2 separate regions of the Homo sapiens genome follow, and region 1 is linked to region 2. A link is a loop called in an ENCODE intact Hi-C map of the cell type or tissue named here. Cell type or tissue: gastrocnemius medialis. All regions are shown on one strand. Links, peaks and the distances in the headings refer to the core of each region. The heading gives the core; the rest is flanking DNA.

Region 1 (9,722 bases), core at 569-8,568, 52 kb after region 2:
TGGGGTCTCATTATGTAGGCATGATTGAATCATTGCCCACGTGGTTGAACTTAATCTCCACCCCTCCTCCCCTCCCTGGAAGTCAGCTGAAAATCCCCAACTCTCTAATCACATGGTTGTCCTTTCTGACATGGCCAGCTCCCCAACCCCCCATTCTGGGTCTTCCCATTAGCACAAAATATCTAGAGCCCCACTCTGAGTTGCCTCCTTAAGGTAAACTAACAGATGTGGTCCCAGGGGCCTACCATGACTAATAAAGACATTCGTCACTCAGGAAATTCCAGGCACTTAGTGGCTACCTCCCAACAACTGGAGACAAAGATCAGCTAAATTTTTTTTTTTTTTTTTTTTTTTTAAATTTGAGACAGAGTCTTGCTCTGTTGTTCAGGCCGGAGTGCAGTGGTGCAATCTTGGCTCACTGCAACATCCACCTCCTGGGTTCAAGTGACTCTCCTGCCTCAGCCTCCCGAGAACCTGGGACTACAGGCATGCACCACCGCGCCCAGCTAATTTTTATGTTTTTTAGTAGAGATGAGGTTTTACCATGTTCAAGGCCAGGTTGGCCTTGAACTCCTGACCTCATGTGATCCACCTGCCTCCACCTCCCAGAGTGCTGGGATTACAGGGGTGAGCCACCGCGCTTGGCCTAAATTTTTTATTACACAGTATCAATGTATTTTATTCCTTTGAGATGATCTCTAATATCAGTATATTTAGGTCTCTCCTGTTGAGCTGGTCAGATACCCTGGAGAAGCACTTCCTGTCTGTTGCTGGAGAGTATAGGCCTGTAAGTGTTCTGGGATCTGAGCGAGAGAAAAAGGCTGGGCAAGGAAGAGTGATCTCAGCACTCACTACCTTCATTTACTCTTCCAGTTTCCAGTGTAAACCCAGGCCCTCAACTGCTCTATCCCCTTAAGAAAATACATCTCAGATCTTCTGCAGTGGGGGAGGTTTTGGAGTGGTGCACAGAATTTAAGGATGAATTGCTTCATAGAAAATAGTTAATGCATGCTGGGCTTAATACCTACCTAGGTGATGGGTTGACAGGTGCAGCAAATCACCATGGCGCAGGTTTACCTATGTAACAAACCTGCACATCTGAAGAAACAGGAGTGTGGCGTGACCATAGGGAAGCAAAAGAACACAAGGAAGTATGCAACCATGAAGCGCATGCTTAAACTCAGAGATCAGAGGCTTAAAGAAAAGGATAGATTAAAACCTACAAAGAAAGAAGAAAAGGATCCCAGCGCATTAAAGGAAAGAGAAGTTCCCCAACACCCTTCCTGCCTATTTTTCCAATGTAATGCACAGCTGGGCCCACCTTACTACATCCTTGTTGATACCAACTTTATTTATTTTTTCTTTTTTTTAAGAAAAATATATTTTTATTATACTTTAAGTTCTAGGGTACACGTGCACAATGTGCAGGTTTGTTACATATGTATATATGTACCATGTTGGTGTGCTGCACCCATTAACTTGTCATTTACATTAGGTATATCTCCTAATGCTATCCCTCCCCCCTCCCCCCACCCCACAATAGGCCCTGGTGTGTGATGTTCCCCTTCCTGTGTCCTAGTGTTCTCATTGTTCAGTTCTCACCTATGAGTGAGAACATGCGGTGTTTGGTTTTCTGTCCTTGCGATAGTTTGCTGAGAATGATGGTTTCCAGCTTCATCCATGTCCCTACAAAGGACATGAACTCATCCTTTTTTATGGCTGCATAGTATTCCATGGTGTCTATGTGCCACATTTTCTTAATCCAGTCTATCATTGTTGGATATTTGGGTTGGTTCCAAGTCTTTGCTATTGTGAATAGTGCTGCAATAAACATACGTGTGCGTGTGTCTTTATAGCAGCATGATTTATAATCCTTTGGGTACATACCCAGTAATGGGATGGTTGGGTCAAATGGTATTTCTAGTTCTAGATCCCTGAGGAATCGCCACACTGCCTTCCACAATGGTTGAACTAGTTTACAGTCCCACCAACAGTGTAAAAGTGTTCCTATTTCTCCACATCCTCTCCAGCACCTGTTGTTTCCTGACTTTTTAATGATCGCCATTCTAACTGGCGTGAGATGGTATCTCATTGTGGTTTTGATTTGCATTTCTCTGATGGCCAGTGATGATGAGCATTTTTTCATGTGTCTGTTGGCTGCATAAATGTCTTCTTTTGAGAAGTGTCTGTTCATATCCTTCACCCACTTGTTGATGGGGTTGTTTTTTTCTTGTAAATTTGTTTGAGTTCTTTGTGGATTCTGGATATTAGCCCTTTGTCAGATGAGTAGATTGCAAAAATTTTCTCCCATTTTGTAGGTTGCCTGTTCACTCTGATGGTAGTTTCTTTTGCTGTGCAGAAGCTCTTTAGTTTAATTAGATCCCATTTGTCAATTTTGGCTTTTGTTGCCATTGCTTTTGGTGTTTTAGACATGAAGTCCTTGCCCATGCCTATGTCCTGAATGGTATTGCCTAGGTTTTCTTCTAGGGTTTTTATGGTTTTAGGTCTAACATCTAAGTCTTTAATCCATCTTGAATTAATTTTTGTATAAAGTGTAAGGAAGGGATCCAGTTTCAGCTTTCTACATATGGCTAGCCAGTTTTCCCAGCACCATTTATTAAATAGGGAATCCTTTCCCCATTGCTTGTTTTTGTCAGGTTTGTCAAAGATCAGGTAGTTGTAGATGTGTGGTATTATTTCTGAGGGCTCTGTTCTGTTCTATTGGTATGTATCTCTGTTTTGGTACCAGTCCCATGCTGTTTTGGTTACTGTAGCCTTGTAGTATAGTTTGAAGTCAGGTAGTGTGATGCCTCCAGCTTTGTTCTTTTGGCTTAGGACTGACTTGGCAATGCGGGCTCTTTTTTGGTTCCATATGAACTTTAAAGTAGTTTTTTCCAATTCTGTGAAGAAAGTCATTGGTAGCTTGATGGGGATGGCATTCAATCTATAAATTACCTTGGCCAGTATGGCCATTTTCACGATATTGATTCTTCCTATCCATGAGCATGGAATGTTCTTCCATTTGTTTGTATCCTCTTTTATTTCGTTGAGCAGTGGTTTGTAGTTCTCCTTGAAGAGGTCCTTCACATCCCTTGTAAGTTGGATTCCTAAGTATTTTATTCTCTTTGAAGCAATTGTGAATGGGAGTTCACTCATGATTTGGCTCTCTGTTTGTGTGTTATTGGTGTATAAGAATGCTTGTGATTTTTGCACATTGATATTGTATCCTGAGACTTTGCTGAAGTTGCTTATCACCTTAAGGAGATTTTGGGCTGAGATGATGGGGTTTTCTAGATATACAATCATGTCATCTGCAAACAGGGACAATTGGACTTCCTCTTTTCCTAATTGAATACTCTTTATTTCTTTCTCCTGCCTGATTGCCCTGGCCAGAACTTCCAACACTATGTTGAATAGGAGTGGTGAGAGAGGTCATCCCTGTCTTGTGCCAGTTTTCAAAGGGAATGCTTCCAGTTTTTGCCCATTCAGTATGATATTGGCTGTGGGTTTGTCATAAATAGCTCTCATTATTTTGAGATAACGTTCCATCAGTACCTAGTTTATTGAGAGTTTTTAGCATGAAGGCCTGTTGAATTTTGTCAAGGGCCTTTTCTGCATCTATTGAGATAATCATGTGGTTTTTGTCTTTGGTTCTGTTTATATGCTGGATTATGTTCATTGATTTGTGTATGTTGAACCAGGCTTGCATCCCAGGGATGAAGCCCACTTGATCAAGGTGGATAAGCTTTTTGGTGTGCTGCTGGATTCGGTTTGCCAGTGTTTTACTGAGGATTTTTGCATTGTTGTTCATCAGGGATATTGGTCTAAAATTCTCTTTTTTTGTTGTGTCTCTGCCAGGCTTTGGTATCAGGATGATGCTGGCCTCATAAAATGAATTAGGGAGGATTCCCCCTTTTTCAGTTGATTGGAATAGTTTCAGAAGGAATGGTACCAGCTCCTCCTTGTACCTCTGGTAGAATTCGGCTGTGACTCCATCTGGTCCTGGACTGTTTTTGGTTGGTAAGCTATTAATTATTGCCTCAATTTCAGAGCCTGTTATTGGTGTATTCAGAGATTCAGCTTCTTCCTGGTTAGTCTTGGGAGGGTGTATGTGTCAAGGAATTTATCCATTTCTTCTAGATTTTCTAGTTTATTTGTGTAGAGGTGTTTATAGTATTCTCTGGTGGTAGTTTGTATTTCTGTGGGATCAGTGGTGATCTCTCCTTTATCATTTTTTATTGCGTCTATTTGACTCTTCTCTGATACCAACTTTATCAACTTTTCCTTAAAAGCGAAACTGGATTTAGTGCAGTCAACGATGGACTGTCTGTATGCCAGGTGTATCCCTTGTGTAACTGATTGTGTAATGGCTGAAATTGAGAAATTGGGGCAGAAGTATTGAGTGGCTCTAAGGATAGCCAAGGATCCAAGGTTTGTACTGTGTACACACAAAGGAACCTATGCAGATGACTGCTTAGTACAGAGAGTAGCTCAGCATAAATGTTACATTGTGGCCACAGTTGACCCTTAAGATTCCTGGAGTTCCTGTCATGTACATTTCTAACCATAGATACAACATTGAATGGTTGCCAGATGATTACAGAGCCCCTCCATTCTAAATCTTACAAGACACAATTCCTCTGCCTTTCTGCAACCAATGTTCTCTTGTTGCGAGTTCATTACACATGCAGTAACATGAATTATTATTCTGTTGACCTGTTTGCTCTGCTGTGAGCTGAGGATGGTTAAATATGCTCACTCTTTTTTTTTTTTTTTTTTTTTTGAGATGAAGTTTTGCTCTTGTTGCCCAGGCTGGAGTGCAATGGCACAATCTCAGCTCACTGCAGCCTCTGCCTCCCGGGTTCAGGCGGTTCTCCTGCCTTAGCCTCCCAACTGGCTGGGATTGCAGGCTCGCGCCACTATGCCCAGCTGATTTTTTTTTTTTTTTTTGGTATTTTTAGTAGAGACAAAAACTTTTGTATTTTTACTACAGAAAAATATGCCTCAGCCTCCCAAGGTGCTGGGATTGCAGGCATGAGCCACTGTGCCTGGCCTGCTCACTTTTTGATGCTGTTTTGGAATTGATATTTTGTCTCATAAAAATTTTAGACCAGGCATGGTGGCTCATGCCTGTGGTACAGCACTTTGAGAGGCCGAGGTGGGCGGATCACCTGAGGTCAGGAGTTTGAGACCAGCCACGACAACATGGCGAAACCCCATCTGTACTAAGAATACAAAGTTGGCCAGGTGTGGCGTTGCTTGCCTATAGTCCCTGCTGCTGTGGAGGCTGAGGCAGGAGAGTCACTTGAACCCAGAAGGCAGAGGTTGTGGTGGGCCGAAGTTGTGCCACTGCATTCCAGCCTAGGTGACAGAGTGAGACTGTCTCAAAAAAAAAAAAAAAAAAATTTAGTGATGGTCAAAGGGTACAAAATCTCAGACAGGAAGAATATGTTTTATACTTTATTGAGTTCTGTTGTACAGTGTGGTGCATATACTTAATAATGGGGTATTATACATTTCAAAATTGATGTTCTCATCACAGAAATATATTTGAAGTATTGGATATGTTAACTAGCTTGATTTAATTATTCCATATTGTATCCACAATTTATGACATCACTTCGTAACCCATAAATTTATACAATTATAAATTGTCGCTTTGTAGTAAAAAATTTTTGTTGTATCTTTTTAGGAATAAAAACCCCCTGCACATCCTGCACATATATCCCAGAACTTTGCACCTAGTCCTTCTAGGTTTTTAGTCCTTTCTTTACCTCTGTTTTCAGTAGTACATGGTGTAAAATTTCTGGGACCTTTCGGGGTAGGATTCTGTGGAGAAAACAGGATTGCTTCCTGGCTTTTCTTACTTCTCATTAAAGATTTAGCTTTCTCAGGTCTGCTAAGTCAGTTACCATTCAGCCCTGGAGTTTTGTTACTGTGGTCTCCTTTCTTGTTTGTTATCTTTAGCCTTGTGGATTTGTGCTTAAAAACATAAAGAGAAAAACAGTTTACTGTTTCTGTGGGTACCTAGACTAAGCTTATTCTAAATGCCTGTGTTCACTTCACCATCTTTACCTGGGAATGCCCTGGACACATATTTTTCCTTCTTCCCTTCATGATGATTTTCCTGAAATAATGATGGTTAGTCTGGTCTCAAACTCCTGGCCTCATGTCGTCCTTCCACCTCGGCCTCTCAAAGTGCTGGGATTACAGGCATGAGCCACCCTGGCCAGCCAGATATTATAGAAATAGATAACATAAATAAGCAAAAGCAGAGCAGAGGTAATTTCAGTTAATTTGGTATATATCAGCATTTGGCTATATATTTTCTTAAAGGGCTATGTCATAACTATTTTCAGTTTTGTGGGTTGTATATGGTGTCTGTTATAATAAATGAGCATGCCTATTTCCTAATAAAACTGTATTTTCAAAGATAGGTGGCCATTCAGCTGTAGTTTTCCAACCTGTGGTACCTATGCACGCATATTCCAACACATTGCTTTATTTTGAACAAAAATGGCATCGTACTGTACATGTTGGTTTTGCAACTTATTTATTTTCACTAAGTTACTGTAAATATACTTCCATTTTATACACATAGGTCTATTTTATCCTTTTTAATGACAATATTATTTCATTTTATTTTAATTTTTGAGACAGGATCTCATGCTCTTGCCCAGGCAGGAGTGTAGTGGAGTGATCATAGCTCAGTATAACCTCAAATTCCTGGGCTCAGGTGATCCCCCCACCTTAGCCACCCAAGTAGCTGAGACTACAGGTGTGCTCCACCCTGCCGGGCTAATTTTTTGTTGTTGTTGTTGAGTCAGGGTCTCACTGTGTTGCCCGGCATATTCTCAAACTTCTGGAATCAAGCGATCCTCCCACCTTGGCTTCCCAAAGTGCTCGGATTACAGATGTGAGCTACTATGCCTGGCCTATTATCTCATTTTATAAATGTCTTTCGTTTACTTCCCTAATGATCAATAATTTGGTGCTGAACTTTTTTTGTGTGTTTTATTTAGTGCTGTGGTGTATTTGTGTGTATGAAATATATGTGTGTGTATATGTATTTCATATTTGTGTGAATGTTTAAGAATAGATTACCTAATTGTGGAATTTTGGGGTCAAGGATGTGCACACGTTAAATTTAATAGACATTTGTCAGATTGCCCTCCAGAATGGTTCTACCAATTTACATTCTTACTATACCACTTTCCCGTCAGTGGGAAGGTGACCATTTATATGCAGACTTTGACCAATTCTATTTAATTTTAAATGGCATTTAGTTGTTTGCTTTTGGATTTATTTGCTTTCAGGGGAGGTTAAAAGATTTTTTTAAATGTTTGTTGGCTGTTTGTATTTCTTGTACATATGAGAATGTGAATTATTTGAGTCACGACAATTTTTCTGCTGGGAAATTTGTTTATTTCTTATTTGACTGATTTTTTTTTTTTTTTTTTTTTTTTGAGGCAGAGTCTTGCTCTGTTGCCCAGGCTGGAGTGCAATGGCGCTCTCTCAGCTCACTGCAAGCTCTGCCTCCCAGGTTCATGCCATTCTCCTGCCTCAGCCTCCCGAGTAGCTGGGACTACAGGCGCCCGCCACCACGCCCAGCTAATTTTTTTTGTATTTTTAGTAGAGACGGGGTTTCACTGTGTTAGCCAGGATGGTCTCGATCTCCTGACCTCGTGATCCACCCGCCTTGGCCTCCCAAAGTGCTGGGGTTACAGGCTTGAGCCACCGCTCCTGGCCTTGACTGATTCTTTATAAAGATGCTAATGCTGTCATGTGTTACAGAGGTTTTTCTTTTGATTTTCAGTTGCCTAATAACTGGGTGTGCTGTTTTAAAATTTTATGTAGTAAAATACATTTTTTATGATTTAGTTTTGTGCTGAAAATTTTTTTCTCCATAACTTATATTCTAATGTATTATGCTTTTTGTTGTTTTTTGTTTGTTTTACATTTATAGTTGTAATACAGTTGGGACTTCTGGTGTAAGCAGTAAGATGCAGCTTCTTTTCTCCAGATGAGTTAGCCAGTTATTCTAGTTTCATTATTTGAATTTCTTCCTTGGCTCCATTAATTTGAAATAGGAGTACAAATTATAATAAGATTAGAATTCTACAATAACTTAAACATTTAGCCATCTATAGAAACCATTTATCCATAGCCTTTCATTACTATACAAATAAGCTAGTCAATCAAAAATATTTATTGAATGGACCTCTTTTGAGCTGTTTATCCTATTTTTTCCAGTTGGTAAAATAAACATAAGCTAATATATTTTTTAATGGAAATTAAAAAAAATATTTATTTTAGGTTTGGGGGTACATGTGAAGATTTGTTATATAGATAAACACGTGTCTTGGGGGGTTCATTGTACATATTATTATATCATCCAGGTACTGAGCTTGGTACCCAATAGTTATCTTTTCTGCTCCTCTCCCTCCTCCCACCCTCCCCACTCAAGTAGACCCAGTGTCTGTTGTTTACTTCTTTGTGTTCGTAAGTTCTTATCATTTAGCTCCCACTTAGAAGTGAGAACGTGCAGTATTTGGTTTTCTGTTTCTGCATTAGCTAATATTTTTTAAAAATGCTAGTCTATAATAAATTGTTACTGTTTTGAAGACTGTGGACAGATTAATTCAACTTTATAATGACCTGTACATTTTGAACAGTTAATGTGTGCTTTCTCTTTAATCTATAATCATTTCCATCCACCTTATATCTTTTCCTCCACATTCTTAGTCCTCTGTGATGGAATTTTGTTTTCTTCCTATGTAATATTATCTCTGTTGGATTCTGTGATTTGCCTAGAACAATGAATTGGGAATACTTGCTCCAGCTTCACACTGACTGCTCTGGAACACTTTGCAGTTGGTGCATGGTTTCCTACACCTGGTTCTGAATCTCCAGCAACACCAGTCCTTAACCACATCAGGCTTTCCGACTGACCCTGCTTTCTTTTAAGGGTTTTGGCTTTCCTCTTTATCAGTGTAGCTGAACACTTTAAATAAAAAATAGATGCCAGCCAGGTGCAGTGGCTCACACCTGTAATCCCACCACTCTGGGGGACTGAGGCAGGAAGATCACTTGAGGCCAGGAGTTGAGACCAACTTGGGCAACATAGTGAGACCCTGGCTCTAAAAAAAAAAGGCCAGTTGCGGTGGCTCACCTGTAATCCCAGCACTTTAGGAGGCCCAGGTGGGTGGATCACTTGAGGTAGGCAGCAGGCACCCGTAGTCCCAGCTACTCGGGAGGCTGAAGCACAAGAATTGCTTGAACCGAGGAGGTAGAGGTTACAGTGAGCTGAGATCGCACCACTGCACTCCAGCCTGGGTGACGAGAGTGAGACTCTGTCTCAGAAAAAAAAAAAAAGAAAGACTGTATAAATATTTTAGGAGAATAATTTTTGATAGGGTCTTGCTCTGTCACCCAGGCTGGAGTACAGTGGCACGATCATGGCTCACTGCAGCCTCGACCTCCTGGGCTCAAGTGATCCTCCTGCTTCACCCTCCCTAGAAGCTGGGACTGCAGGTGTGCACCAAAACACACAGCCAATTTTTTTTTTAAGAGATGGGGTCTTGCTCTGTTGCCCAGGCTGATCTCAAACTCCTGGGCTCAAGCAGTCCTGTTTCGGACTCCCAAAGTTCTGGGATTGCAGGTATGAGCTACCACTCCCAGCCAGGAGAATAATTTAATGTTAATATTTAAATGTTCTTCAG
Region 2 (9,722 bases), core at 931-8,930:
CAGATGGATAGTTTGCAGATATTTTCCTCCATTCCATGGATGATCTCCCTCTCTGTTTTTTTTTGAGACAGGGTCTCACTCTGTCACCCAGGCTGGAGGGCAGTGGTGCAATCACAGCTCATTGTAGTCTCAGCCTTCTGGGCTCAGGTGATCCTCCCACCTCAGCCTCCCAGGTAGCTGGGACTACAGGTGTGTGCCAGCATGCCTGGTTAATTTTTTGTAGAGACAAGGTTTTGCTATGTTACCCAGGCTAATTTCAAAATCCTAGGATCAAGCGATCTGCCCGCCTCAGCTTCCCAGAGTGCAGGGATTACAGGCGTGAGCCACTGTTCCTGGCCTCTGTGAGTTATCTCTTCACATTGTTAATTGTTTCCTTTGTTTTATAGAAGCTTTTTAGCTTGACATAATCCAGTTTTCTGTTTTGCTTTGGTCACCTGTGCTTTTCAGGTCTTACAGAAAAAAAATCTTTGCCCAGATGCATGTACTGGAGCAATTCCCCAATGTTTTCTTCCAGTAGTTTCATAGTTTCAGGTCTTAGAATCAACTATTTAATCCATTTTGAATTTATTTTAATGAATGGTGAGAGATATAGGTCTAGTTTCATTCTTTTTTTTAAAATTTTATTATTACTATACTTTAAGTTTTAGGGTACATGTGCACAACGTGCAGGTTTGTTACATATGTATACATGTGCCATGTTGGTGTGCTGCACCCATTAACTCTTCATTTAGCATTAGGTATATCTCCTAATGCTATCCCTCCCCCCTCCCCCCACCCCACAACAGTCCCTGGTGTGTGATGTTCCCCTTCCTGTGTCCATGTGTTCTCATTGTTCAATTCCTACCTATGAGTGAGAACATGTGGTGTTTGGTTTTTTGTCCTTGTGATAGTTTGCTGAGAATGATGGTTTCCAGCTTCATCCATGTCCCTACAAAGGACATGAACTCATCATTTTTTATGGCTGCTAGTTTCATTCTTTTGCATAGAGTTATGTAGTTTTTCCAATACCATTTATTGAAAAGACTGTCCTTTTCCAATTGTATGTTTTTGGTGCCTTTCTCAATAATGAGTTGTTGTAAATGTGTGGATTTATTTCTGGGTTCTCTATTCTGTTTTATTGGTCTGTGTGTTTGTTTCTATGCCAGTACCATGCTGTTTTGGTGACTATAGTTTGTAATAAATTTTGAAGTCATGTAGTGTGATGCCTGTAGCTTTGTTCTTTTTGCTCAGGATTCCTTTGGTTATTTAGGGTCTTTGTGGTTCCATATAAATTTTAGGATTGCTCTTTCTATTTTTGTGAAGAATGTCATTGGTAATTTGATAGGGATTACATTGATCTGTAAATTGCTTTGGGAAGTATTGTCATTTTAACAATATTCTAATCTATGAGCATAAAATATTTTTCTATTTTTAAATGTCCTCTTCCATTTATTTCATTAAAGTTTATTTTTATTTTTATTTTGTTGTTGTTGTTGTTGTTTTGAGACGGAGTCTTGCTCTTGTTGCCCAGGCTGGAATGCAATTGCATGATCTCGGCTTACTGCAACCTCCGCCTCCTGGGTTCAAGTGATTCTCCTGCCTCAGCCTCCCGAGTAGCTGGGATTCCAGGCACCTGCTACCACATCCGGCTAATTTTTGTATTTTTAGAGACAGGGTTTCGCCATATTGGACAGGCTGGTCTCGAACTCCTGACCTCAAGTGATCCACCCGCCTTGGCCTCCAAAAGTGCTGGATTACAGACATGAGCCACCACGCCCGGCTTAATTTTGGTTTCTATGTTGATTTTTCCGTCCGAAAAATCTATCTAGTTTTGAAAGTGGGGTGTTGAAATGTTCTACTATTCTTGTGTTGAAGTCTCTCTCTCTCTCTAGCTAGAATAATATTTGCTTTATATGTCTGGGTGCCTTAGTGTTGGATGCATATATATTTGCAACCGTTATATCCTCTTGCTGAACTGACTCCTTTATCATTATATAATGACCTTCTTTGTCTCTTTTTACAGTTTTTGACTTTGTCTATTTTATCGGATGTAAGTATAGCTACTCCTGCTCTTTTTTGGTTTTCATTTGCATGAAACATTTTTTTTCCACCCTTCTCTTTCAGTCTATGTGTGTCTTTATAGGTGAGGTGAGTTTCTTTTTTATTTTATTTATTTTATTTATTATTTATTTATTTTTTTGAGACGGAGTCTCGCTCTGTCGCCCAGGCTGGAGTGCAGTGGCACAATCTCGGCTCACTGCAAGCTCCGCCTCCTGGGTTCACCCCTTTCTCCTGCCTCAGCCTTCCAAGTAGCTGGGACTACAGGCGCCCGCCACCACGCCTGGCTAATTTTTTGTATTTTTAGTAGAGACGGGGTTTCACCGTGTTAACCAGGATGGTCTCGATCTCCTGACTTCGTGATCCGTCCACCTCGGCCTCCCAAAGTGCTGGGATTACAGGCGTGAGCCACTGCACCCGGCTGGTGAGGTGAGTTTCTTGTAGGCAGTATGTAGTTTAGTCTTTTTATTTTTATCCATTCAGCCATTCTATGTTTTTAAATTGGAGAGTTTAGTCCATTTACATCCAATGCTATTATTGATAGGTAAGGACTTCTTATTGCCGTTTTGTTACCTGTTTTCTGGTTGTTTTCTAACTCTTCTTTCTTTCTTACTGTCTTCCTTTGTGGTTATTTTCTCTGGTAGTGTGGTTCACTTTCTTGCTTTTATTTTTTGTGTGTCTATTATAGGTTTTTGTTTTGTGGTTACCATGGGGGTTACAAAAAAAATCCTATAATTATAAGAAGTCATTTAAAACTGATGACAACGTTGTAAAGAAAAGAAATAGCTAAAACAAAACTAAAAAATTCTATACTGTTACTGCATTCCTCTCACATTTTCATTTTTTTGTGGTCTCAATTTATATATTTTTTATCTTAAATTTTTTTTTTTCTGAGATAGAGTCTTGCTCTGTCGCCCAGGCTGGAGTGCAATGGGGCAATCTCAGCTCACTGCAACCTCTGCCTTCAGGTTCAAGCGATTTTCCTGCCTCAGCCTCCTGAGTAGTTGGGATTACAGGCACCTGCCACCACACCCAGCTGATTTTTTCTTTTTTTTGAGACAGAGTCTCGCTCTATCACCCAGGCTGGAGTGTAGTGGTGCAATCTCGGGTCATTACAACCTCCGCCTCCTAGGTTCAAGCGATTGTCCTGCCTCAGCCTCCCGAATAGCTGGGACTACAGGCGTGCACCACCATGCCCAGCTATTTTTTTGTATTTTCAGTAGAGACGGGTTTCTTTTTTTTTTTTTTTTGAGACAGTCTTCGCTGTGTTGCCCAGGCTGGACTGCAGTGGCACGATCTCGGCTCACTGCAAGCTCTGCCTCCCAGATTCACACCATTCTCCTGCCTCAGCCTCCCGAGTAGCTGGGACTACAGGTGCTCGCCACCATGCCTGGCTAAATTTTTGTATTTTTTGGTAGAGGCGGGGTTTCACCTTGTTAGCCAGGATGGTCTCAATCTCCTGACCTAGTGATGGGCCCGCCTGGGCCTCCCAAAGTGCTGGGATTACAGGCGTGAGCCACCGTGCCTGCTAATTTTTGTGTTTTTAGTGGAGTTGGGGTTTCACCATGTTGATCAGGCTGGTCTGGAACTCCTAACCTCAGGTGATCACCTGCCTCAGCCTCCCAAAGTGCTGGGATTACAGGCATGAGCCACCGCGCCCAGCCTTTATCTTAATTTTTAAATTTTAAAATAATTTCTCTTTCCCATTGGTCTGTGTGATGCATCACTTTATATCTTTTTATAGTGTCTTCCACTTAATAAAATGCTGTATTATTTTTCATGTATTTTTTAATCTTTATACTTAAAACATAAGTGGTTTCTACACTACAATTACAGTTTTAGAGTATTGTGAATTTGTCCATGTACTTGCTTTTACCAGTGAGTTTTATACCTTCAGATACTTTCTTGTTGCTTGTTAGCATCCTTTTCTTTCAGATTGAAGAACTTCCTTTAGGATTTCTTGTAAGACAGATCTGATGGTGATAAATTATCTCAGCTTTTGTTTGTCTGGGAAAGTATTTCTCCTTCATATGGGAAGGATAGCTTTGCTGGAAACAGTATTTTCAGTCAAAAGTTTTTTTCCTTCACTTTGAATATGTCATATCATTCCTTCCTGTCCTATAAGTGTTCCACTGAAAAGTCTGCTACTAGACATATTGGATCTCCTTTATGTGTTACTCGTTTTTTTTTTCTTGCTGCTTTTAGGATCCTTTCCTTGTCCTTGTCCTTTGAGAGTTTGAGTATTATATGCTTTGGAGAGTCTTATTTTAATTGAATCCCCATGGTGATTTTTGACCTTTTTATACCTGGATATTAATATTGCTCTCAAGATTTGCATACTTCTCTATTATTATTTATTTGAATAAATCTTCTATCCCTATCTCTTTCTCTACTTTCTCTTTTAGGTCAGTGACTCTTAGATTTGCTATTTTGAGGCTATTTTCTATATCTTTAAGTGTTTTTTCATTCTTTTTTCCTTTTTTCTCTTCTGCATATTTTCAAATAGCTTTGAGCTCACAAATTCTTTCTTTTGCTTGATCAGTTCTTCTGCTGACACACTTGACGCATTTTTAAACTTGTCAATTGCATCTTTCAGCTCCAAGTTTTCTGTGCTTAAAAATTATTTCAATCTCTGTTAACTCTGATAAATTTTAGAATTACTTCTCTGTTTTATTGAAGTTCTTTGAGCTTCCTCAAAATAGCTGTTTTGAATTCCCTGTCTGAGAGGTCATATGTCTCTATCTCTCCATGGTCAGTTATTGGTGTTGTATTTAGTCAGTTTGGTGAGGTGATATTTGTTCTTAATGTTCTGTTCTTTTTTTTTTTTTGAGATGGAGTCTCACTCTGTTGTCCAGGCTGGAGTTCAGTGGCACGATCTTGGCTCACTGCAACCTCTGCCTCCTAGGTTCAAGCAATTCTCCTGCCTCAGCCTCCTGAGTAGCTGGGATTACAGGCATGCACCACCACATCCAGCTAATTTTTGTATTTTTAGTAGAGATGGGGTTTCACCATGTTGGCCAGGATGGTCTTGAACTCCTGACTTTGTGATTTGCCCGCCTTGGCCTCCCAAAGTGCTGGGAGTGCATGAGCCACTGCGCCCGGCTTTGTTCTTAATGTTCTTAATGCTTGTGGACATTCATCGATGTCCAGGCATTGGAGAGGTGGGTATTTATTCCAGTTCTCACAGTCTGACTTAGTTTGTTCCTGTCCTTCAGAGGGCCTTCAAAAGATTCAAAAGGAACTCTTGGGTTCTTGTCTATGGTCACTGCAGCCATTTCAGCACCAGAGGGCACCCTAAGCCCAGTTATGCTGTGACTCTCTTCCAGCCTCCTAGATACCCAGCCCAGATGGACGTGGGGATGATCAGGGAGAAATCCCTGAGTTGCAAGGGAAAGTCACTCATTCATTTTCCTCTTTGTCACCCAAATGCCCAAATAGAAGGAGTCTCTCTCAGCACTGAGCTGCCTGAAGTTGGGGGAGGGGTTATATGGGCACCTCTGTGGCCATCACAGCTGGTATTATGCTAGGTTACACCCCAAGAACATAGCTTCCTGACCAGTGCAGCACTAGGGGTCACACAAAGACCGAGGTCACTATGGCCTGGCTGCCACTAACACTTATTCAGGCTTTACCACCCTTTCCTTCCCCACCCACCCCTCCAGCACACAGATTCTTCCTACAAGCTGCTTTAGTTGCTTGGGGTTAAGGGAGGAGTTGTGTCGGCAATGTGAGACTGTCCCTTCTACCCTTTTTAATGTGTCTTTTCTTCTTATTATGCTAAAACCAGGTACTGTGATTGCTCCTCTGATTTTGTAATTCTTGTGAAGGTGCTTTCTTACGTGGAGATTTGTCCAATTGGAGGTTCCTGTGCAGGGACGATTGCTGGAGGGTTCTTTTCAGCCATCTTGCTCCACCTCCCTTGAGACAGTTCCTATTAGTTTGCTGAAGTCTGTGCTCTGGCAAGCAAATATACTACTTGGATGAAGGAGGCAGAAATATAGATCAGATGCTAGTACAAATGAGTGGTTACTGGTTAGATAACTTTGCTTATAAAGTGTTTAGCCAATGGATCAATATCAAACTAGACAAATGAAAAATTCAAATTGTGAAAGAGTAGGTTGAGAACAATACCATTTTGGTTTTGAAAATGATATATTTGAATTCAAAATATAAGCCTAGGCAGCGTAGTGAGACCCTGTCTCTATAAAAAATGAAAATAATAGCTGGAGATGGTGGTGTGTACCTGCTAGGGAGGCTGAGGTGGGAGGATCACTTGAGCCCAGGAGTTTGAGGTTACAGTGAACTATGATCACACTGTTGCACTCCAGCCTGAGTGACAGAGTGAGACCCTGTCTCTGACAAAACAAACAAACAAAAAACAAAAAACAAAAGAGAACAAGGAAATATTTATGTATTATCAGCAGTGTAAGGTAGCACAGCTGTCCAACAGAGCAATACTCAGTGATGTTAAGAATATGTGTACTCTGTGACTCTCTACAACAATTTGACTCCTGAGAATATATCCTAGAGGAACCCTTCATTGACAATCAGGGAGACAGAAATAAGGATGTTCATCATATTTTTGTTTGTAGCAAACAAGAAGCAACATAAAAGCAGTACCTTAGACCTGGACAAGAGGGGCCTCTGCTCTAGATCTGCACTTCAGAATTCTTCGTGTATCACAATGACATAAAAAGTACACATGGGCACCCTGGCCACTGACTTCATATTTAGGGCTGGCACAGCCTGACCTGTGACCCTGCATATTCTTTGTTGTGACTGATGTTATTCAGGCTCCAGGGCAATGCATCCATATATCTTGCTCTACGTCCTTAAAAAAGGGGGCTGAATTAGAATGTTGCAAAGGTCTTTAGATTGTACTGTTGCCAGCCTTGGAGATGGGCACTGCTTCGGAGCATAGAAAACACTTGAGTGGCAAAAAAAACTCAGGTAAGGGATAAAATAAATTAATTACAGAACTTGACAAATCCTTCCTCTCAGATGCTACAAATACATTAGAATCTCACATAATGAAGCATCGTTTCTCAGTAGTGCTGGGGATCCATTTCTTTGCTTCTCTCGATGTTCCAATTCAGGTTACTCACAAATTAACACTGTGTTTGCAACACACAAACCTAGCAGCTGAGGTGCATTTGCAATAATGAGCAATTCATATTACTAAATATATATATATGTGGTTTAGACAAAGGGGCTTAAAATGAATAACTGATTATTTACATTGGCAACTAAATGGACACAGTGCTAGAATTGTAAATAGTTTTATTTTTGTAAAAATATATTAAGCTTGTAATCCCAGCACTTTGGGAGTCTGAGACAGGAAGATCACTTGAGCCCAGGAATTTGGGACCAGCCCAGGCAACATAGTGAGACCCCATCCACACACACACAATTAGGAGAATTGTTTAAGCCTGGGAGGTCAAGGCTACAGTGAGCCAATATTACACCACTGCACTCCAGCCTGGATGACAGAGCAAGACCCTGTCTCAAGGAAAAAAAAAAATATATATATATATATATATAAAAATACATATGAAATATGTATTATATATGTACATGAAAGTTTAGTCAAATTTTCAAAAAACTAAATTTACTTATTTATTTATTTATTGAGACTGAGTCTCGCTCTGTCACCCAAGCTGGAGTACAGTGGCGTGATCTTGGCTCACTGCAACCTCCGCCTACCGGGTTCAAGCAATTCTCATGCCTCAGCCTCCCAAGTAGCTGGGATTACAGGCACGTGCCACCACGCCCGGCTAATTTTTGTATTTTTAGTAGAGACGGAGTTTCACCATGTTGGCCAGGTTGCTGTCTAACTCCTGACCTCAAGTGATCTGCCCACCTTGGCTCCCAAAGTGCTAGGATTACAGGCGTGAGCCACTGCACCCGGCCAGAAAACTAGATTTAAAATTCCACTTCATTTCAACTATTTTGACCAAATATTTGTTTTTTTGTTTGTTTGTTTGTTTGTTTGTTTAGTGAGATGAATGATTGCCTTTATTTATTTTGAGATAGCTTTTTGCTCTGTTGCCCAGGCTGGAGTGCAGAGGCTTGATTATACCTCACCGCAGCTGCAACCTCTCAGGCTCAAATGATCCTTCTGCCTCAGCCCCCCAAGTAGCTGGGACCACAGGTGCATTCTGCTACACCTGGCAAATTCTTTATTTTTTGTAGAGCTGGGATTTTCCTATGTTTCCCAGGCTGATGTCAAACTTCTGGGCTCAAGCAATCCTTCTGCCTTGAACTCTCAAAATGCCAGATAGTAAGTGGGAGCCGCCATGCCTGCCCAATATTATTTTAACCGCACAATGATTACAGAAAACAGTGTGACCTTTCTAGGTTTAGAATAAATTATTTTGAAAATAGAAGCTAAACATTTAAGACAGATAAATAGCAATCACGGTCCAGGATAAAAATTCAAAATAATACAAAATAATAATTATTTTGAATGGCTAAACATTTAAAACAGATAAATAACAATCACTGTCCAGGATGAAAATTCAAAATAATTCAAAATAATAATAATGGTTAATAAAGTGAGAAAAGAAATCATACACAAAATAGAAATCGAAATATTTACATTATTCACTTCAACTAGATTGCAGAAAGTCATGTTGAATAATTATATATACACACATATTTGAACTACCAAAAAACCCACAAAGAAGTAGAAAATTAAGGAATGCTTCACTGATTTTATACCTGCTATAAAAAAAAAGTTCAGGCTTTTGGCTTAAGTCACAAAGTGAGAAAACATTTCTCAGTTTTAAGCATTGATTCAAAAGATTGCCCAAAGCAAGCCAGCGAAGAAGTCTGGATGGCCCTGGAAGCACATTTCTTTCCCTCCTTTGGTAGCTTAGCAGGGAGCTGGCTCATCAGGACTGAGCCTGTCTGCAGAGGGACAGCTAGGCCACTGGCTGATGCTAATGTTCCCAGGAGGTAGAGATTCTTCAGGGCTGTTCCCAAGACCCTTGATGTGTCACTCTACACTTGGTGTTCTTCCTGGACCTGAGATCCCTTGATACATATATTTTTTTCTTTCTTGGAGAAACTAGGTCGTCCCCACTGTCTTTTTTTTTCTTTTTTTTCTTTTTTTTGAGACGGAGTCTCGCTCTGTCGCCCAGGCTGGAGGGCAGTGGCGCGATCTTGGCTCACTGCAAGCTCTGCCCCTGGGTTCACGCCATTCTCCTGCCTCAGCCTCCCGAGTAGCTGGGACTACAGGCGCCTGCCACCACACCTGGCTAATTTTTTTTTTTTTTTTTTGTATTTTTATTAGAGACCGGGTTTCACCGTGTTAGCCAGGATGGTCTCGATCTCCTGACCTCGTGATCCGCCCGTCTCGGCCTCCCGAAGTGCTGGGATTACAGGCGTGAGCCACCCCCACTCCCGTTTAGTTCAAAAATTTTTAAGTATGTAACAGTGAGGAGGCAAGGTCCTGTCTTCTCGACTGCTGTTCATGGCATGTCTAGTCTTTTGCCTTAGGCTGGCCCCAGAGACTTTGGCCAAGTTGCATTCAGAACATGTAGGCCAGGGCCAGGCATGGTGATTCATGCCTGTAATCCCAGCACTTTGGGAGACCCAGGTGGGTGGATCACTGGAGGTCAGGGGTTCGAGACCAGCCTGGCCAACATGGTGAAACCTCATCTCTACTAAGCATACAAGAATTA

What was found. Peaks named below come from ENCODE experiments on the same cell type or tissue, not always from the same donor. Only the 100,000 strongest peaks of a DNase experiment are listed, where the experiment ranks them.
Region 1: it touches region 2 in a loop (7-fold over the local background); 2 of 110 quality-filtered maps call a loop at or near these places.

The regions. Positions count from the first base shown.
Region 1 is chr7:23,618,208-23,627,929 of GRCh38, forward strand. The region is part of intron 3 of CCDC126 (coiled-coil domain containing 126); the gene reads left to right. It also overlaps the pseudogene FCF1P1. Among named protein-coding and RNA genes, the nearest start is that of CCDC126, 26 kb to the left of the region's middle. In gastrocnemius medialis, for the core only: no CTCF peak of the experiment used is centred there; no DNase peak of the experiment used is centred there; H3K27ac peaks cover 743 bases.
Region 2 is chr7:23,565,460-23,575,181 of GRCh38, forward strand. No RefSeq gene overlaps it. Among named protein-coding and RNA genes, the nearest start is that of CCDC126, 27 kb to the right of the region's middle. In gastrocnemius medialis, for the core only: a CTCF peak has its summit at 5,307 (motif pointing right); a DNase peak (open chromatin) is centred at 5,342.